Regions from separate parts of the Homo sapiens genome. Here regions 2 and 3 are each linked to region 1. Evidence: read pairs that join two places in POLR2A ChIA-PET (ENCODE). Cell type or tissue: OCI-LY7. All regions are shown on one strand. Links, peaks and the distances in the headings refer to the core of each region. The heading gives the core; the rest is flanking DNA.

Evidence for each region. ChIA-PET counts read pairs that join two places held together with the same protein. Peaks named below come from ENCODE experiments on the same cell type or tissue, not always from the same donor. Only the 100,000 strongest peaks of a DNase experiment are listed, where the experiment ranks them.
Region 2: POLR2A ChIA-PET joins it to region 1 with 24 read pairs; 5 of 35 experiments call an interaction of 5 or more read pairs at or near these places.
Region 3: POLR2A ChIA-PET joins it to region 1 with 18 read pairs; 5 of 35 experiments call an interaction of 5 or more read pairs at or near these places.

Annotation. Positions count from the first base shown.
Region 1 is chr6:52,591,466-52,599,746 of GRCh38, reverse strand. It overlaps LOC124901330 (a long non-coding RNA gene), which reads right to left and starts at 5,942. Exons shown (of 2, transcript XR_007059610.1): 1 at 5,903-5,942; 2 at 1-3,545. In OCI-LY7, for the core only: a CTCF peak has its summit at 3,900; DNase peaks (open chromatin) are centred at 3,796, 4,306, 4,636, 5,276 and 1 weaker place; H3K4me3 peaks cover 2,892 bases; H3K27ac peaks cover 4,723 bases.
Region 2 is chr6:52,526,230-52,532,798 of GRCh38, reverse strand. The region is part of intron 2 of TRAM2 (translocation associated membrane protein 2); the gene reads left to right. Among named protein-coding and RNA genes, the nearest start is that of TRAM2, 48 kb to the left of the region's middle. In OCI-LY7, for the core only: no CTCF peak of the experiment used is centred there; no DNase peak of the experiment used is centred there.
Region 3 is chr6:52,533,292-52,539,860 of GRCh38, reverse strand. TRAM2 (translocation associated membrane protein 2) reads left to right here. Exons shown (of 11, transcript NM_012288.4): 2 at 4,015-4,078. Among named protein-coding and RNA genes, the nearest start is that of TRAM2, 40 kb to the left of the region's middle. RefSeq lists enhancers at 2,262-2,321, 2,572-2,661, 2,842-2,891. In OCI-LY7, for the core only: CTCF peaks have their summits at 3,121 and 3,323; DNase peaks (open chromatin) are centred at 2,420, 3,120, 3,960 and 4,690; H3K4me3 peaks cover 3,153 bases; H3K27ac peaks cover 4,269 bases.

The DNA of each region.
Region 1 (8,281 bases), core at 1,811-6,810:
GTGAAACTCCATCTTTACTAAAAATACAAAAATTAGCTGGGAGAAACCCCATCTCTACTAAAAATACAAAAATTAGCTGGGTGTAGTGGTGCACGCCTGTAGTCCCAGCTACTCGGGAGGCTGAGGCAGGAGAATCACTTGAACCCAGGAGGCAGAGGTTGCAGTGAGCCGAGATGGCACCACTGCACTCCAGCCAGGGCGACAGAGCGAAACTCCATCTCAAAAAAAAAAAAAAGAATACATTTCTAGGCTAGACACAGTGGCTCACGCCTATAATCTTAGCACTTTGGGAGGCCGAGGCAGGTGGATCACTTGAGGTCAAGAGTTCAAGACCAGTCTGGCCAACATAGTGAAACCCCATCTCTACTAAAAATACAAAAAATTAGCCGAGTGTGGTGGCACACTCCTGTAATCCCAGCTACTCAGGAGGCTGAGGCAGGAGAATTGCTTGAACCTGGAAGGCGGAGGTTGCAGTGAGCTGAGATCACACCACTGCACTCCAGCCTGGGCAAAAAAGAGAGACTCCGTCTCAAAAAAAAGGAAAAAGAATATATTTATGAGCAAGAAAAAAAGATAGTTTTAATTGGTGTCATGTAAGACACTTCCAGGAAATGCAATGTCCCTGTTTTGTTTTATTTCATGTTTTTGGTGGGGGGAGGTGAGCGTTGGTGCTAAGAAATGCACAGGACTATTTCTTAGTCCAGAGCAGTCTTCCTGTGGCAGAAGCATGTTGGAAACACAGACTGTGGGCCATACCCCACACCTACTCATTCAGAATCTTCACTTTACAAGATCCCCACCCCCCACAATTCAATGCTTCCAAGCTGTGCACCTTAAGTTTGTGAAGCATTGGCCCATGCAGCCCTCTTTCTCGCCTTTCTCAGGTGGTATTGATTGTCAGGATTTGTATATAACTTTCACACCTACTTGATGTTGAAACTAGCAATAAAAATCCCACCTCCGTGGGAGTAAACACCTTTTGCTCAAGCCACAGCTGCACATTCTTTTGGGAAAGCTCTAAATGTGTTACCTTCTAAATCCCCTGAGAGTTGTGGGGTGCTCCAAAGGGAAGTCCAGGAAAGAAGGCAATGCTTCCTTTTGCTTCCCTCTCAAAGTCCATTCCAGGGTGAGAGCTGTTGTGTGTGTGGCCCCTTTAGTCATAGTAAATCATTCACCCAGTGGGGGACGAGAGAGATATTCACAAAAGACTTCTTAGAAGCCTATGGGGAAAGATCCACACAGTCCACTGCACTATCATCCCCAACTCTCTCTTTCCTGCCTCCAACTATCCCTTTATCCTTTGATCATCCACCAGGGGGCCCCAGGAAGTACAGGCAGGGTGCGCGGACTGATGACGACCCCTAATCAGGCGAGCTGGGATCAAGAACTTGAGCGCCTGGAGGAAGAAAAAGAAATGACAGAAGCCAAAACAGTCGTGTCTGTCTGAGCTGCCAGCCACAACCATGTGTGGGCATCGGAGCGTATGTCAGAGTCAGGCCGGCCAGTGCAAAGCCTGCCAAAGGGCTGCTTCGATTAGGTCTTCACTTGAAATCTTAACCAGGCAGATGTTCCCTGGCAGCCATCTGAAGCCATCTAGGAAGGGCAGCCTGTCCAGGAGTGGCTGCTTCTAGGTGGAGTCTCATTAATCTCTCCCTTTGTTTTCATTTTGCAAACTTGATAGCTGTGGCAAAGTCTCTGTGTCCAGGCACCATGGCTCCCTCTGCATCCTGGCATTTGGTCCTCTACCTCTTTGACACCATCAAGTAATGCTGCTGGTGCCCAGTTCTTGCCTGGGCTATCAAGAGTTCATCTGGTGCCTCTCCACTACTAAGCCTGGCTTTTTAAGCTCTTGGAACCTGATTTGCAAATCCTTCCATGGGAGCCTCTGGGACACCTATGGAGGTCCAGTACCTGATGCACAGGAGAAGGATGAAAGATGGATAAGAAGGGCTCTTTCTGACCTTGGGGAACTTACAAAAATCACCCAATTTGTCCCAGAAACCCCCAAATGTTTATAAAGCAGTAACCATGGTGGTCTTTTTCTATCCAGAGGTTATGGAATGTAAGTGGTTGAAAACGCAGGTCCTGGGTTTGCAGAGACCTGCATTCAGAATCTGGCCTTCCCTGTCACTAGCTGGGTGATCCAGGTTTGCTTTCTCAATGTTTAGTCCTCAGTTTGTCCCTTTTTAAAATGGGGATAACAACACGTGCCTCATAGATTCTTATGAGGATTAAATGAGACATAGTATGTAAAACACTTAGTGAGTACTCAGTAAAAGGTAGTGTTATTGTTATTATTGTTATTATTATTATCACATAAAAATAGACAAGTCCATTTAGATTATTCCAGATAACCTAACAAGTCAGTGTTGTAACCCAGAAGGCCTGGGTTTCAGTTCTGGATCTGCTGTGAATTAGTCTTGTGATAACCTGTGAGCCTCAGTTTCTTCAGCTATAAAATCTAGATAACACTATCTGGACTTTTGTTCCTGTTTTAACTAACATTTATCAAATGATAACTTTGTGGTAGGCATCATTGTAAATGTTTTTCATGTTAAATTCATTGAATCCCCTCATGTCCCTGTTTTGCAGATAAGGAAACTGAGGCAGAGGGACGATGTGCCCAAGGTCAAGCAGCTAGCAACAGATGGAGCTAGGATTCCAACCCAGCCAGTCTGGCCCTAGAGCCTGCGTTCCTGATCTTATTATGAAAAATCAAATGGCATAATGATTATGAAAGTGCTTTGGGAGTGGGAAGCATTATACAAACATGAGATTGTTACTAGTCATCCAAGTTTCTTCGTGTTTGGTCTTCAGCTGGGATCCTTAACCTTTCCTGGCAAGGCATGGAATGGGGAACATCTTTAGATTTTCCTGAAGGCCTTCATTTAATCACTGGCTGTTATGAGTTGAGGGGAGCTAAGTTTCCAGCATCCTTTTGCCAGTGAATAACAGAAGTGGGACTGGAAATCAGGTTCTCTGACTCTTAGCCCTATGATACTGTTCTCCAGCCTCACCAATCCTCAGAGGCTTATTTTGGTTGGCACATAGTTCATACTTCCTGTGACTACTTATTTCACAAGATTACATTCTGGTTTCTCTCTTTCTCTCTCTTTTTTTTTTTTTTTTTTGAGACTTTTGATTGAAATACAGCATACGTACAGAAATGTGCACAGATCATAAATGGACAGCCCAGTATGTCCACATTGTGTAAACAGCACCCAGACAAAGAATTAGTGCATTACCAGCACTCCTGGAGCCCTCTAGCCCCTCCCAGCCACAACCACCAACAAAGGGACCACTATCCTGACTTCTAACATCACAGATTGGTCTTGCCTGGTTTTGAGCTTGACATAAATGGGATTTCACAGTACTCTTCTGTTTCTGGCTTCTTTTGCTCCACATTATGTTTGTGAGATTTGTCTGTGTTTTGCATATCGAGTAGTTAATTATCACTGCGATAGAGTATTCCATAGTACTGGGCTTCTGAACAAAATCAAGAGGCACACACAGAGAGAAGTGTCCTGAAACACTTCAAGCTGGTCCTTAAAAACAAAAAAAAAAGTTAAAGCAATGAAATTGGTCAAACACCAAAAAAAAGTAGTTTAATCTTTACAAATTAGATACAACTTATTGGCCATCTCTTAAAAGCTGCTTTCCCAGATCACTCCCCCATCCCTCTCTCCTCTCTTTCCCCCTAGATGCCCATAGCCCCACATGGCTGTATCACCCAGCCTGAACAGAGAGTTGGGGGATGGAGGTTAATGAGCTGTGTTCTGCTTGGGTGAACCCACCTTGACCTTAGAATAACTCAGAGCCTGGACTGTCTCCAACTTGGCCAGTAGGGTTTCTGCATCTTCAGCAGCATCACAGCCACCCTCACCCACAGTAAGAGAAACTGCCTCTCATGTTTAAAATTTGGGAGCTATTCCCCTTGATCCCTATTAAACTGGACTGAGTCTGCCTCAGGATACAGCTCCTGCAGCCCCAGGCGGGTGAGAGGCAGGATGGAGTCTGCAGAAGGGGGCCGGTCCTCTGCTGTAACCCTCACTCCCTTTGCAACCACTCTCAGAATCACTCCCACAGCTTTCTCAGGCTCTGGACTTCATTCCCAAGCACAGCTCGGCTGCACCCTCCTTCTTTCATCTTTGCCTTACCAGACCACAGTTGGTCCTGATTTCTTCATACTGACAACCTCTCTGGGGTCTCCCTTTTCTAGTAATGATGACCTAATCCCAAGATGCAATTCTAGGGGAGTCCTGAAGCAAATCAGTGGGCTCGCCTGTCCTGAGCCTGAGTCCATATATGGTATAATCCCTGAACCATGACAGGGATAGTGCTGACTGTAATGCAACACAGCTGATTCACCAGCTGTCCCTCTCTCCCTAAGCTGTGCCTGCCCACTCCAGTTTCCATTAAGATCAGCACTGCACCCATAACAAAAGGTTAAGATAGCTGAAGTTCAGGACTTCGCCTCCTTTGGGAGGATGCAATTTAGGTTTTACTTCTTTCTAGGCTCCCCACTTCCTGGGAGGTTGTCCTTTCTGGAATGTAATAGAATATTATGACTGGTGCTTTTTCTTCAGTGCTTCTCTTGTTGTGGGTGTGGTCAGGAAGAGGCGAGGAGGAAAGACAGTTATAGCTCAGAGGCTTGCTCAAGCCCAATTGTAGAGGACTGTTTTCAACTGCAAGCAGGCATCGGGCCCCACCCTGACCCTGGGCAGAGTTCAGTATTCACAGTCCTTAGTTGGAGCTTTGGCTATTCTTTGGTATCCACCCTCAACTATTTTTTGTTTGGCCTTCTGTTAAGTGTGAGAGATAGAACTAAGAAAGTCTCAGATGTAGGAAAGAATATTGAAATCTGGGTTACCAGTTGCATTCAAAGCTCATAAGTGGAGAATCATGTTCTTTTTATTAGCATCCTTACCACCATTCCGTGTCTACTAAAAGCAAAGTATTATAATAGACTCTAGCAGTGGTGAGCTGGAGCTAGTTCAAACCAGTTTATGAGTCTAATTGTTAAATTTTTAGGAAATTTGCAAACTGATTGTTAAATGTAATGATTATTAAAGATTAAATTACATAAAATAACTGTTGAATAAATCAGATTTAAAATGAAGTTAATAAAGATACAAACTCATCATTTCTTAATTATTTCCCATTTTACTATTAACTGTGCCCTTGAGGCTGCTCAGATGAATGATGTCTGTGTAGTGGAAATACCCTCTAACGTGTGCTACTGCGCACCTGTTCCCTACCCCTTGTTCAGTGACATACGTCATGCTAGTAGCTCGGAATCAGACAGATGGGAGTATTTACTCCACAGGACTCAGAAAACCTCTGTAAATCAGGGCCTCCCCCATGCCCCTTGGAGAGTCAGTTGTTAACCCTTTACAAGCACGCCACTGACTCTAGTGGTCAATAAATAATCAGACCTGCCCACAGGGTGCTTATAACACATTGAGGGAAATAAGTCCTTCAAGTCTTGGGTTGGGCACTATCTATCTCTAAAATGCCAAACATGGGAATGAAAGGACATGAGCTTTGAAGTAAGAGATACCTGCATTAGCATCCCAGTCTGCCACTCTGTATGACCCTAAATAAGTTACCTAATTTTTTTTAATCATTGGCAAAATGGGAATAATAGCACCTCCTCACAAGATTGTCATGAGGATTTAGTGGTAAAGATATAAGAGTCTAGAAAGGGCATTTCTGATTACAGGACCAGCATGAGAAGTTGAGTAAAAGCATAAAAGTGAAAAGACTAGTCAAAGAATGGCCAGTGGTCTAGTATGCCTGGATATTAAGACAGATCAGTTGAGCCCAGGAGTTTGAGACTAGCCTGGGCAATACGGCGAAACCCCATGTCTACAAAAAAAATACCAGGTATGGTGGTGCATACCTGTAGTCCCGGCTACTCGGGAGGCCGAGGCAGGAGAATCACTTGAGCCTAGCAGGTTAAGGCTGCAGTGAGCCAAGACTGTATCACTGTACTCCAACTTGGGTGACAAAGCGAGATCCTGTCTCAAAAAAACAAAAGGAGAGACACCAGAGATATCAAGATGGACAGAGTGTATTATGATGTGACCCTGGAAATGCAGGATTAAACAGTGAAACTGGATGGGTCAGGGCTGGGGAGATGGAGCCACTGTGAAGTCAGTCAGCTTTCCAAGTAATCATGTTTTAAAGGCAGCAAAGTCAGGTATAATTCAGACAATCATCTCAATTAGGAGGTACAATCTATAGGCAGTGTCATGGGCTGGGGAGATCTGTTCATCCAAGACTAATCCCCAGCCATAACTGGAAATATAGGGGCCTTGCCTAGCCCCTAAAGAGGGTGTCAGGAGAAACTAGGCAGGAGGCCAGGACCTTAGTTAAATAGGCAAAAGTTTAGGGAGGAGGTGGGTAGTATGAGTACTATAGTAGGACCAAGATACTACTAATAGGTAGGACAGACAAATTAATTACCAAGCAGTAAATCAAGGTATTATTGAAATGGACCAATAATAAAGGTGTTAAATTTTATCTGGGATGACTTAACTACAAATAACAGAATATTGGGATGATCTGGGATGATTTAGCTATAAGTAACAGACTATTGGGATGATTTTAGCTACAAGTAACAATATTTAACTAACAGTGGCTTAAGCAATAAAGATAGCAAAGTATCTCTCAAGAAGTCTGGAAGTAGGTGCTTTAGGATTGGCTTGGTGGCTAAACATTGTTATCAAAAGGCCAAGCTCTTTCTACTTTTTCACTTTGATACTCTTACTGCTGTTCTCAGTGTGTCTGCTTTTATTCTTGATGTTAGGGCCTTATGGTCATTAGATAGCTGCCAAGCTCACATCACCTCAATCAAAGCAGACCTCCTTAATGTCTCTCTTTTTAATCAGAGAGCAAAATCCTCCCTGCAAGCCTCAGCAGATTTCTCTCTACATTTCATTGGCAAGGATGGTTTACATACTGTAATAGGCAGAATAATGCTGTCAAAGATGTTCAAATTCTAGTCCCCTGGAACCTGTGACTATGTTACCTTACATGGCAAAAGGGACTTTGCAGATATGATTAAGGGCATGAATCTTGAGATGGGGAGGCTATGCTGGATTACCAGTGCGCCCCATCTAATCACATTAGCCCAGGGGAGTAAGGGAGATGGCAGCGTGGGAAGTATTTGGGGATGAGATGTAGGAGGTGATGTATAAGAACAGGAGAGAGATCCCTTAAATATGTATAAATATAATGTAGCAATAAAAACAAACAAGTGCCACCTGTAACTACTGCTAATAGGAATGTGCACTCAGGGCAACTTGAATGTATGCCCTCAGGTGGCTATCCTCAAGCTTTAGCCTAAAAAAAACTCTATACTTAATCATTAAAAAAAAAACAAAAAAACCACAAAAAACAAAAAAAAAAGAGAGGCTGCTAGAAGCTAATAGAGACCCCCAGATAACAGATAGCAAGGAAACAGGGACCCCAGTCCTGCAGCTGCAAGGAACTAAAATCAGCCAACACCTGATACAGCAAGGAAACAGATTCTACCCTCAAGCCTCCAGAAAGGAACACAGCCCTGTGGACACCTTGATTTTAGCCCAGTGAGACATGAACCAGACTTCTGGCCTATATCACTGTAAGAAAATAAATGTGTGTGGTTTTGAGCTAAAGTTGTAGTAATTTGTTACAACAGCAACAGAAAACTAGTACACATACCCTCCCCTAAAGTAGCCTGGGGTAACCATGCTTGGCTCACCCTGATTAGGGAATGTCTCCTGGGAATGGGCAACAGGCCATGTTCCCTGAGTGTGCTGTCAAGTATCCATAAAATAAGGAATGAGATGAGTGGAGAACAAACAGGTAAGGAGCACGGTAGTAGGCCTGGGGTTCAGCAGGTAAGCTCCAGGATACACAAGCCAGTTGTTTTCAGTCATCTTCTCTTCTAATTGGTATGGTAATTCTTTTTTTTTTTTTTTCTTTTGAGACGGAGCCTTGCTCTATCACCCAGGCTGGAGTACAGTGGCACAATTTCAGCTCACAGCAACCTCTGCCTCCCAGGTTCAAGCGAGTCTCCTGCTTCAGCCTCCTGAGTAGCTGGGAATACAGGCACCTGCCACAATGCCTGGCTAATTTTTGTATTTTCAGTAGAGACAGGGTTTCACAACAATGGCCAGGCTCGTCTCAAACTCATGACCTCAATGTTCTGCCCGCCTCAGCCTCTCAAAGTGTTGGGATTACAGGTATGAGCCAATGCACCTGGCCTGGTATGGTCATTAAACACTTTGAATAT
Region 2 (6,569 bases), core at 761-5,760, 66 kb after region 1:
ATGATGAACCTTTTTGTGTGTCCTCGATTATCATTCCATTTAACCAGATATTCTGAAAAGCTGCAGGATGTTTCTTAATAGGGATTACCACAAATTATCCAATCAGCCCCATATGGATATTTAGGTTTCCTGTTTTTATTGTAAATAGTACTACAGTGAACATTCTTGTGGCTAAATTTTTACATTTATTTGTGATGACTTTCTTAGGATAACTTCCTATTACTGGAATTTCTGGGTTAAGTAGTATGTAAAGGTTTTATGTATGTATTGCCAAAATACCTTCTGTCATTTAATACTCATGACCCATAAACCCTAAATTTAAAGTTGTTTTGTAAATATAAAATGCACAGGATTAAAAAAAAATCAGAATACCAGTTTATAAATGTCTATAGAGATAGCCAGTCATCAAACATTGTGCTGGTGTTTTCATTACATTTCTCCCTGAAGTCAACTTACAGGGGATGCTGGATCATACCCCACATACCCAGAGCTGTCTTACTAATTTACCATGAGAAAGAATTATCCTGGAGACCAAAAAAGTTGAAGTGCATGTGATTGGGCATCCTTTTATTATAAGAAGGGCTTATTTGTGAAGCCAGATCATGATCAGAGGGTTGATTTTTGAGTTTGAAACCTTCCCAGAGACATTGGCAGACAAGTGATATCCTCAAGCATTCTTCTCACAACAGCATGAGAAGCATAGACAGCACACTCTAGAGCTGAACTCAGACCCTCTGGGCAGAAAAAGCTTCCTACAATGTTTGAGTAAGGCGGAGTGGGGGTAGTGGAGTGCCACTGTGGATCATGTCATGCCTTCATTTGCTTAATTAATTAATCAAGCTAGGCAAATATTTGTGTGCCTATTGTTAGCCAGGGTCTGGGTGTAAAATAATGTCCAGAACCCATCTGATCTCTGATGTCATGAAACATCATTTATTAGAGAGAGATAGGTAATAAACAAGTAAACAATGAATTAAATTGTAGTTGTAACAGGGTGATGAAGGAAATGTACAAGGTTATGTGGTAAGGAAAAGCAAAGGGGTGGCGACAGAAGATGTTTCTGAGTGTGGGGGTTGTGTTGTGTTGTGAGTAGAGTGAGAGGTCTGGGCAGAAGAAAGCACTCCGGGCACATGGACCAGCATGTGCAAAAGCCCTCAAGTGAGGGCGCAGACACCTCAGGGGGTTCTAGTAACTGTACATAGGCCAGCGTGACTGGAACCAGTGGGGTTTGGCATTTTCCCAGGGTGGCACTATTGAATTCTGCTCCTGGAATCCTCCTCCAGGCCCAGAACAGGCCTGGGTAGAGGAAAAGGTACAGTGAAGTACATGCTAAATGGAGGGGGTTTCAGTTACTTTAGCAAGAGAAGATAAAGTGTTTTAAGTAGCCTGTCTTTTATTTAAATCTTGCCATTTGGGGCTGTTGGAAATAAGACAAGCAAATAATCAAGAGAGACAATGAAATCAGGATAGCCTGCTTAATTTTGTTTTGAGCTTCTTAATCACTAACCCAATATGGTAATGTTTGGTTTGTAAGAACTGGAGGAAAGCAAACTTCTCATGGGAAAAAACACTTTACAATAACAAGTCTGTTAAGGTTGTGATTTTTAAAACCCTCCCCAAAATCTCCTTAGATCGTACTCTACTCTTGGAAATGTACCTTTTTTTTTTTTTTTTTTTTGCATAACCAGGGTAAATTCTGACTTCTAAGGTTTCTTCCTTAAGTAGTGTATAGCTTGCTCAACTCAACATTTAAAACTGAATTTTAGTAGAGCCAGTAACTGTTTTCATACAAGGGGGTCCATCATTTCCAACTCCCTGTGTCTTCCTCAGCGGATGTTTTCAAGTTCTAAGGAACAAAGCTAATAAGTAATGTGGATGAGGCTTTTTCTTGATGGTTTTGTTTTGCTGTAACTCCCTCTTCTTCTATACTCCTTTCTCGTCTTCCCAGCTCCCAGTATTAGTTTCCTAGGGCCGGTGTAACAAAAGTACCACAAACCTAGTGGCTGAAACAATAGAAATTTACCATCCCAGCGTTCTGGATTCTAGAATCCCGAGACCACGGGGCCAGCAGAGGGGCCGCGCTCCTTGGAAGGCTCTGGGAAGGATCTAGTCCAGGCTTCCCTCCTGGCTTCTGGTAGTTCCTTCGCGTGTGAAGTGTCAGTCTTCACACGGACTTCTCCCTGTGTGCGTGTCAGTCTGTGTGTCCAAATTTCTCTTTTTCATAAGGACACAGTCGTATTGGATTAGAGGCCCAACCTACTCCACGGTGACCTCATCTTAACTAACTACATCTGCAGAGACCCTGTTTCTAAATGAGGTCACATTCTGAGATGCTGGGAGTTAGGACATCAACAAGAGTTTTGGTGGAGGTGAGGGAGACACAAGTTTAGCTCACAACACCAGCTATAAATTTATGATTTTGTGCATTATAATCAGCTGGTTAAAAAGATTAAGCTTCATTCAGAGAGATGCACACAGTAGTGGCAGTGATGCATCTTATGCATCCTGGTGGAGCCCCTGCCACCCTGGCGTCCTTGAGGTTTTCTTTAAGGACAACAGTGATGAAGCAGGAAATATTCCTTTACTAACTTCTGCTCTCCTCATTCCTGCTTGCCTTTCTATTAGCGAATAAAAATTCAGGACTGCCAGTTAAATTTTCAGATAAACAATAAATATCTTTTTAAAAGTATAATTACGTCCCAAATTATGTATGAGATAGCATTATACTAGAAAATTAATCATCATTCATCTGAAATTCAAATTTAACTGGCCACAACCATCCACCCTGCTCGGTTCTGGCAAGGAATAAAATATGTGTTTTCTGGTCTTACCATTACACACTCTGAGTCTTCTTTCTAATTAAACTACCACAAAGTATCTAGTGTGTGATCAGAAATGTATAGACTATAAAGGCCAGAAAAGAAAAGTTTGATTCTTCCCACAGGCAGACTCCAGGCCTGCTGGCTTCCTTTCTGATCTAGAACAGGTGAGCCCAAATGGGCTAAGCATTTAGCCACAAGGTTGTCTTGGGTTGTGCTACTAATTTGCTGAATTGTCTTGGGTGAAACACTTAACGCTGAATGGTCTTGGGTGAAACACTTAACACCTGGATCTCCATCTTGCATCTGCAAAATCCAGAGTGATGACCACTCCCTCAGCCCCAGTGGTTCTTGTAGACAGGAAGCCCTGGGAGTCCTCTGAAGGGCTTGCTACTCAGATTTTCCGTAGACCAACACCATCGGCACCACCTGGGAACCTGTGAGAAAAACACACTCTCAGGCCCCACCGCAGACCTGCTGCATCAAAACCTACATTTTAACAAGAGCTCCGGAGATTCCTGTGCCCCGTAAAGCCCGAGAAGCACGGCTTTAAATGAGGTGGGCGAAAATCTCTAGGCTTTCAAATAATCCTACACTTCTAACCTCAAAGGTAGGATAGGGAAACCCCTAAACCCAGTAACTCATTTGCATCTTTCTGTCCTTTTCTAGTTTTTGTTTTTCTATAAATATTTGGTCTGGGAAAGCTGGGGGGAGGTGGGGAGTATCACTGGTGGAGTTGGTTTCCAGCTGGTGCTATACAGCTTCCTAAGAAGTCATGTACACATTTGTGGCTGGGCACGGTGGCTCACACCTGTAATCCCAGCACTTCGGGAGGCCGAGGCGGGCGGATCAAGAGGTCAGGAGATCGAGACCATCCTGGCTAACACGGTGAAACCCCATCTCTACTAAAAATACAAAAAAATTAGCCGGGCGTGGTGGTGGGCACTTGTAGTCCCAGCTGCTCGGGAGGCTTAGGCAGGAGAATCACTTGAACCCAGGAGGCGGAGGTTGCAGTGAGCTGAGACCACGCCACTGCACTCCAGCCTGGGTGACAGAGCGAGACTCGGTCTCAAAAAAAAAAAAAAAAAAAAAAGTCATGTACACGTTTGTAAGGCAGTGTGAGCAGAAGTTCTGGTAGCTTTGATGTTGCTCAGCCTGCCTGCTGCTGCACACCTAGAACACCAAGGCTAAGGTTGAGGGAACTCTTCCAGAGAAAGGTTTGTTTTACAGTGATCAAAGGTAACAAGAATCCATCCCAGAGCCCTGAGGATCCCAGTTGGCTTTATTACTACCATCTGCTCTGTTGCATTTTGCAGCCAGAGATGAAAGGCCTGAGAACCTCCTACACTATAGCTTGGCCATTGTTCTCGCAGCCTCTTCTAGGATGAGACTTGCTGCAGTCAAAACAACCTCAGACAGATGGTTTTAAAGCCTCATTCAGCCAAAGGCCTTTTTCCAGGGCTCAAAATGATTCTTGTTCCCTTTGCTGGTTGGCAGGAATTAGTGTTGTCTCCTGCTTGTATCATATACTTGAAAGATTGACATCACTTATCAAGCTGAGCCCCTCTTTGTAAGATGAGCTCATGGGGGTCAAGAAAGGAAAGAGACAGGTGGGCAGCGGTGGCTCTGGAGATGGAAGCCATACTTGATTACGGATGAAAGCTACCTAATCTGTGGCCCATACACCTGGAGGAGACTTGAGACTCATCTAGTCTGGCCTGCTCCTTTTATAGCCAAGGAAACTGAGGCTCAGAGAATTGATTGGTGCTCCCAAGGATGCACCAGCGAGAGCCAAGGAGGGGCTGGGGTGCTCACACCTGTACAGCACCAGGGTTCTGGAAAGCTTTAGAAAAGCTGGGTTTATCAAATGGGGCAGTGGGCATAGGCAGTCCCAACCAGGGAGGTAGAGACTTGGCTCTGTCCTGGCCCTGTTGAGCCAAACAGCCACAAAGCTCTCTGGCCCTGAGGTTCTGTTTGTATGAATAAGAGAAAAACCACGGCCCCCAGTGTCCCTGGCCTTATTGGTTGGCCATCTGAAAAAGAATGGGGAGCCTCTGACCCAGGTCTTATGGCCAGCCCTGGACTTGATTTTTTTTTCCAATAACTAAAACTTATTAAGTGTAACAATTGTGCAGAAAGGTGGACAAATCATGTGTTCAGCTCAATGAATTTTCACACACTGAACACCTCCGTGCAACCTAGAAGTGTCTTCTTCAGACGCAGCTTGATTTTTATGCAATTCCCTGTCGTAGCTCTGATAATTTATCCCATTCCATGTGGAGCTTGTGGCAGTTTAAATAAGCAGAACCACAGAGTGGCTGTGGCTGATTGTTAACCAGCCTGAAGCCTGCAGTCAGCGGGAACGGTGGCCAGCACCTGCTGACCCACATCTTTGAACTGCTGCACTGAGCCCCCAAATGTCTTCTCCTAGTGAATCATCTTGCTCTTCCTCCCACCCCACCCCACCCCGCACCCTTTCTGACCTGGACCCCACCCCACATCTTTACTTGAATTTCACTTTCCTATTTCTCCTGATCAAATCGTTTCTTCTACCTAGGTAGGATAATTTTTTTCTTTTCTTTTCTTTTCTTTTTTTTTTTTTGAGATAGAGTCTTGCTCTGTTGCCCAGGCTGGAGTACAGTGGCACAATCTCTTCCCACTGCATCCTCCACCTCCTGGGTTCAAGCTATTCTCCTGCCTCAGCCTCCCGAGTAGCAAGGACTGCAGGCGCCCGCCACCACGCCCGGCTAATTTTTGTATTGTTAGTAGGGATGGGTTTCACCATGTTGGCCAGGTTGGTCTGGAACCCCTGACCTCAAGTGATCCGCCACCTCGGCCTCTCAAAGTGCTGGGATTACAGGTGTGAGCCACCATGCCCAGCTGGATAATTTTTTTTTCTAATCAGTTGTTTTGACTGAAATAATTTTTGTCAATTTAACAGTGGGTTTGTTGAAATTGTTATTTTTTCTGTAAGTTTAAAAAAAAAGCCTTAATTAAAAAAAATTTTTTTGTATGTGATTCTTGAGAGATTATTTTTTCTTTATAGCTCTCAATGAATTTTAAAAAGTTCACACCTTCCCCTAGCTGTAAGCATTCTTCACGTGAGGCAGCCTATGGAATGCATGTGTCATGCCCAGGCGATGTTGTATGCAGAAGCCACAGAACTTTGAAGTACAGTGGAGTCTGTAGTATGTGCCTGGCACCTAGGAATCCTTGTATATTTCTTTCTGGAAAGCTACAGGGAGGGTTACAGCTTTATAAAAAGGAATGGTGCATCAAGAAAGCAATGCAGGCCGGGTGCAGTGGCTCATGCTTATAATCCCAGCACTTTGGGAGGCCGAGGTGAGCAGATCACTTGAGGTCAGGAGTTTGAGACCAGCCTGGCCAACATGGTGAAACCCAGTCTCTATTAAAAATGCAAAAAAATTAGCTGGGTGTGGTGGGGCACACCTGTAATTCCAGCTACTCAGGAGGCCGAGGCACAAGAATCGCTTGAGCCTGGGAGGCAGAGATTGCAGTGAGCTGAGATTGTGCCACTGTACTCCAGCCTGGGCCAAAAAAAACAAAAACAAAAAGCAATGCAGAAACCTGGGATCTTATCAACTTCTCTTCAGCCCTTCATTCATCTTTGCTACATTGTTTTATGTCATGGAAGTATCCTTTCTTTATCTTCCTTCCTTACTATAAAAATGGAGAAAATATATTACAAAGCATGCAATGTGGGGTTAAAATGGTAACTCTGAAGATCTG
Region 3 (6,569 bases), core at 761-5,760, 59 kb after region 1:
GGACAGACCGAGAGAGAGAAGACATACAGAGAAGAATAATCGTGGACAGATGACAGGATGAGGGTCAGATAGCTGAGCACAGCACCGACTCTCTCCTGCTTAGTCACTGTGTTCATTTAAGCATTTGCTGAGTGCCGCTCTGTTCTGGGGCAGTTTGAAGCCATCCATGGATGTGCACCTCAAACAAGGCAAGTCAGATCATCAAGGCAGGTCAGATCCCCACGCTCCTACAGCTTATGTTTCCCCAAGGAAGAGACAGTTTAAAAATAAAGATAAATGCTTTAGAGCTGTACACTTAAAATGGGTGATTTTTTTTTTTTGTTGTGTAAATTATACCTGAATACAGTTGTTAAAAAAGAAAAAAAATCTTGGCCCTCATGGTGCTGACGTTCAGGTTTTCCCTGATACGTTTGATCCTTATTATTTGTGGATTTTGTTTTTGCAAATTCGCTTACTTGCTGAGATTTATTTGTAACCCCCAAATCAGCTTCTTTGGTCATTCACAGAGATGTGCAGAGCTGCAAACACTTTTGGGTTGCCCAACACTCACATTCCCAGTTGAGGCCAAACAAGGCGACACTCTGCCTCCAGTTCCGGCTCTCATCCTGTAGACAGATGTCCTTTTCGTAGTCTCTTTAGTGCCACATTTTTTGCATTTTTCTGCTGCTTTTTGGTGATTTCACTATTTAAAAATGGCCCCCAACTGTCATGCAGAAGTGCTGTCTAGCATCCTAAGCGTAGGATGACTATGATGTGCCTCATGGAGATAGCATATGTGGTTAGACAAGCTTTATTCTGGCATGAGTTATGGCGCTGTTGGCCATGAATTCAATGTTAATGAATCAACAATATATGTTAAATTAGGTGTCTTTAAACAGAAACACACATAAAACAAGGTTATGAATTGATCTGTTGACAAAAATGGGACCAGAGGCTTGCAGGAACCTAACCCTGTATTTCTCCCAGGAACAAGGTTTCAGTGTTCACTAATTCAGTGTTTGCAGTGACTTGAGAGAACATAATTCATGTGAATGATGACAGTTAACTGTATATGTTGGGTGAGGGCAAGAATATATGTAGAGCCCACATACCAGATGTCTATCTTCCTTTAAAAAAAATGCAAAAGTTCTCAGACTTGGCAGCGCATTGGAATGCTCTGGGGAGTTTGACAAAATGCCCATGCCCCAAAGAGTCTGGTTTAATTGGCTGGGGTGTGGCTCAGGCACAGAGATTTTAGAAGCTCCCCCAGGGATTCTAATGTGCAGCCGGAGTTGAACACCAGTGCTCTTCCCATTGAATGATAATGTGTCCTAGAAGTGGACCCTGGCCAACTGAAGGAGGCTCTGTGGGGGCCAGCAGCACCTCCTCATACCCGCCCAAGACCCAGAGCCCAGGGCAGGGTGTCCGGTTGGCCCAGCTCCTGCCCTGAGGAGAGGGTCTATCCCCTCCATCCTCCCATCCCCCGTAGTGACCCCACACACATCCTATGCCCACACACAGCTGGAGAGAGGCTTCCCTCAGGAAACCCTGGTGCCATTAAGAGAGGAGAATGGATGGCAGACAACCCAAGCCCCACAGAGGTCTCCACCCTGTGCTCTAAAAGACATGTGCATTTCTTGAATGAAATCAAGTGGGAGATATGTGCCTAGGCAGGGTAGAGTGTTTGGTTTATGCCTGCCTGCTTTCTCCTGGCTCCTCCTTTCTCTCATTTCTTCCAACTCCTCTGATCTTCCTTCACAGGGATTTCAGGCTGAGAAGATGAGGTTTATTTTCAGAGGAGTCATGTCAGACAATATGAAGTGTTAGGTGGTTGGGCCAGGAATGACCTATATGAGTGGAGTTCAGAGAGGGAGAGCCAACATGGCTAGCGTGGGCAGGAGGGGCTCTGTGGCAGAGCTGGATTCAGGTGGCTTAGTGCCTGGAAAGGTCTCACAGAGAAGGCCGTTGATGGTAGAGGACAGCCTGGATGATGGCACTGGGGGCAGCTCCCACGACAGAGGGGGAATAAGTACAGCTGAGTGAAGCTGACTTGGCTTTTGATTTTTCATCTTAAGCAATGAGCCGTTACTGAGCACTTACTGTGTGCATCTGGGCTCCTTACGTAAGAGGGGCTGCGAGGATAAATGGGAACGGGACGGCACAGTCCCTGCCTGTGGGACTGTGAGGAGTCTGATGAGAACTGTGGAGGAGGTGAGAGCCTGATGAGAACTATGAACAAGGGTATGGAAATGATAAATACAGCAGAGCATGACACAGAGTGCATCCGGCAAGCAGAGATCATGCCCCTTGAACAGCTGGGAATGGCTTCACAGAGGTTACAATTGAGGTGGGTCATGAAGGGATGTGTGAGATTCTAATCAGGAGAGCTGTGTGTGTGTGGTGGTGGGTATAGGAAAGGTAGGACGCAAACTGAGAGTGGCTAAAACTCCCCAAAGGAAGTGGTGAGTAGAATATATTGGCTGAAACCCAGCACATCTGTTCTAAAGAAAATACAGGCAGTTGGACAGGAAGGTAGGTCGAGAACACTGAAAAAGGTCTTGACCAAAGGTAATAAGGTTTTAGGGTGGGGATTAGGAAGACCTGTATATTCGGATAGGGCTTGGTGTTTTCTATCACTCCTCTTAGCTAATCTCATTTGGGTTTTTCCCTGCAAGCCTGATAGGACATGTCTAAGGCTGCAGCACAAAGACACGAGAAGTCTTGTCCTGCATCTCTGTGTACAGAGTAAATGACACCCACTGAATGGGATGGGTCTTGTTGACCAGGGGAGTGGGGAGATTTGCTCTTTAAAGGAGAGGGTTGTCTCTAGAGGTAGCTGAGGATAGTGACCTCTCACTGGCATGTCTGGGCAACACAGGGCATCTGTGATGTATCATTCACTCATTTCCATGCTGCCTTTGCCACTGTCCAGTGTGTTTGTCCTCCACCCTATCCCTCACATGTGCATCCTTCAAACCTCTGTTAGAGAAGAACCAGCACCCCTTTATTGACGAGGTGTCTCCAGAGGGCCCTTGGGAAAGGCCTGGTCCTGGGCTGCCTCCTCACCTGGCCTTGCTGCAGGTTTCAGAACAGTGTGGATGGTGGTTCTCAGGCCCACCTGCACATCCGAAACCTCTGGGGAGCTTTGAACAACGCTAGCAGCTGGGCCAGCGCCACACCAGTCTGTAGTACCCAAACTAGCTGAGGTATTACAAGCACCCCTGATTTTATGGACAAGCAGACTGAGGCTCAGCGTATAAGATTACTTGCTGGTAGATACATAGCAAGAAAATGGCAGAGCTGGCATTTGAACCCAGGTAGTCGATTCTTGAGTCCAACCTTCAAACCCCCAGGTTTTGTCATCCCTCCCCTGCTGGCTAAACTGTCACAGTACTGATTTGGCCATTCATAACTAGGTGGCAACCACAGTTTTTTGTTTCACAGCACAACTAAGATTTTAAAGGCAGTTTTTGAAATAAACAAACCAGGAATGTGGGATGTTACTTCTGGCCCCATGCCTCCCAGTAAGGTAGATGTGAAATTAGCAGCTGGAATTCTCTGTTTCTGAAGCTCAGGTGTCGACTTTCAGGGCTGCTCTCCAATGCACAGGCAGCCAAAGTGCTGTGGAAACCTCAGCTAGGTCCTAACCTTCTTGAAGGTTGTGACTTTATTTATTAGTTTCTGTCTTCCACAATGCTGATGCACAGAACTAAACTGATAAATATCTGAATGAACGAATGGCTGACAAATTTGTACTATTCACTTGTGAGCTCCTGTCCTGCCATGCACAGCTTGTTTCATCTCATCTGCAGTGAGTACCAGTCTAGATACCATCTGAGTCCCAGGGTACAGGTATTGAGAGGTATGTCATTAAAGAAAAATAGAACAAAAACTAATGCTAACTCTGCATTAGGCAGAACCGTTCAGTCAAGAGGTTTGAGGGTCTAAGATGTAAAAGGGGCGGTTAGCAGCTTCCACTTGTTTCTTTTGATGTGGCCAAAAGCTAAACTGGAACTCTTTTCCTTTGTTTTACAGGTCACAGCCAAGACTGCCTTTCTATTTATTTTACCTCAGTATAACATTAGCGTGCCTACAGCAGGTAAGAATCACTGGTCTCCATCTTCTCCTGGCCCTGTTAACCCTGAAGGACCTGGAAAGCTTCCTTTTCCCCATCTGTGTACAATTTTTTTTTTTTCCCCCATGACGGAGTCTCTGCTCTGTCACCCAGACTGGAGTGCAGTGGCACAATCTTGGCTCACTGCAACCTCCACATCCCAGGTTCAAGCAGTTCTCCTGCCTCAGCCTCACAAGTAGCTGGGATTACAGGCGTGTGCCACCACGCCCTACTAATTTTTGTACTCTTAGTAGTGAAGGAATTTCACCATGTTGGCCAGGCTGGTCTCGAACTCGTGACCTCGTGATCTACCTGCCTTGGCCTCCCAAAGTGCTGGGATTACAGGCATGAGCCACCACGCCTAGCTGTGTACAATCTTTTTAGATATTTCAACCAGCCTCTGGCAGCCTCCACCACTGAGATTGCAGTGGTGCAGCATTAACCGCTAAGAACTTCCCTCTCTTCTGCTCTCTGTCTTCTTCATCAGAAGAGGACCTGCTGCACCACGTGGTGCTTTGTGCAGCTCCTACTCCTTTCTCCAAAGCATCTAACATTGAGTTCTGTTGGAGACAGGATGTGAGGCATCATGACCATTGATCTGTTCTCCAGAGCATGGCTTCCTTTTAACATTTTCAGAGGAGAATGGGCAGGATGTTGCGTTTTGATAGTGCATGGAAGCATGGTTGGGGCCCAGGGTGCTGCACTCTGACTGGGTTGGGGTAAGGACCAAACCTCAGGCCCAGCCACAAGTCTTGTCACAGGACTGTTGTTAAGGCTCACTGACTAGAGCTGCTGCATCACAAGCTTCCCCCATAGTGGCTGAGCATTTCCAAGCACTTACAGGGAGCCCAGCCAGCATCATGCCAGGTACCAGAGCGGCCTCACAGGCAGTTCCCAGTACAGTTGAGGGGCTACAGCTCAAGGAGCAGCAAGGCCAGGCAGGTAAATCGCTGAACTGGACAGGGGAGAGGGTCTATCTAAAGGAGTAGCTGCTGCTCACTTCCAGCCAATTGTCACATAGGAGTGTAAAACCTGTGAGCCTAAGAGCTTCCTTTTCCACCCCCTACAAAAGAATCCAAAGAAATCTCTTTTTAGGTAGAAATACTCTGATTTTTAAATGTTGCCAACTAATTTAGAAATTCTGCAAACACCATGCGGGTCAACATTGTGTAAACCAAACCAACACATCTGAAGGCTGAGTCCAGCCCTCGGGCACAGGTCTGCAACTTAGGGGTTCTCCGATCCCGCCACCAGCACCAGAGTATCGCTCCTTTCTCAGTGGCAAAGTCCTGGGCAGCCTCTTGATGAACAAAGGAAGGACTTTTGTTTGCTGAACCTAGTTCTTTCCTCTTTATTCTTTTTGTTGTTGTTGTTTGTTTGTTTGTTTGGATGGAGTTTCACTCTTGTTGCCCAGGCTGGAGTGCAATGGCCTGATCTCGACTCACTGCAACCTCCACCTCCCGGGTTGAAGCGATTCTTCCGCCTCAGCCTCCCAAGTAGCTGGGGTTACAGGCATGCGCCACCGTGCCAGTCTAATTTTATGTTTTTAGTAGAGACAGGGTTTCTCCATTTTGGTCAGGCTGGTCTCGAACTTCCGACCTCAGGTGATCTGCCCACCTTGGCCTCCCAAAGTGCTGGGATTACAGGCGTGAGCCACCGTGCCCAGCCTTTTTTTTTTTTTTTGGACGGAGTTTCCCTCTTGTTGCCCAGGCTAGAGTACAATGGCGCGATCTTGGCTCACTGTAACCTCCACCTCCCGGGTTCAAGTGATTCTCCTGCCTCAGCCTCCCAAGTAATTACAGATGTGCACCACCACGCCCGGCTAATTTTTTGTATTTAGTAGAGAAGGGGTTTCAGCATGTTAGTCAGGCTGGTCTTGTACTCCTGACCTCAGGTAATCTACCCGCCTCAGCCTCCCAAAGTGTTGGGATTACAGGCATGTGCCACTGCACCCGGCCTTTTCCTCTTTATAGTAGAGAGGTGACTTGTCTTGACTTTAAGGTGAGATTCTTTTCCTTGTCTGGCTCTGCCAGCTACTAGCTAAAGGACTTTGGGGGCAAATTCCTGAACCTGTGGCTCATGGAGGATATAGCCATGAATCTTTCCTGGGCCCACCATCCCCTGCAGTCACTGTGGCCAGGCTTGGAAGGAAGCCATGCTTTTCTGGGGCAACCAAGTCAGTTTCTTCATCTGAGAGTCAAACTGAGGGACATTGGCAAAAGAGGAAGAAAGCTCTATGCTACTAAAGAGACTGGAGAGCATCTCTGTCCTCAGTGGGCCAGGAAACATGTGGCCAGCACCAGTGGTCAGGAAGCAGACAGATGCCCGCTCATCCCAGGGCACACTCTAGTGCTGGGGGGCACGTGGATGATGTGGCTCAGGGCTATGTGTTCTAAGTCAAATCCGGGCTTATTTACTCTTGCCTCTTGAAAATCCTAATAACAGAGACTTGGCTGTACTCAAGATTTACTGATTT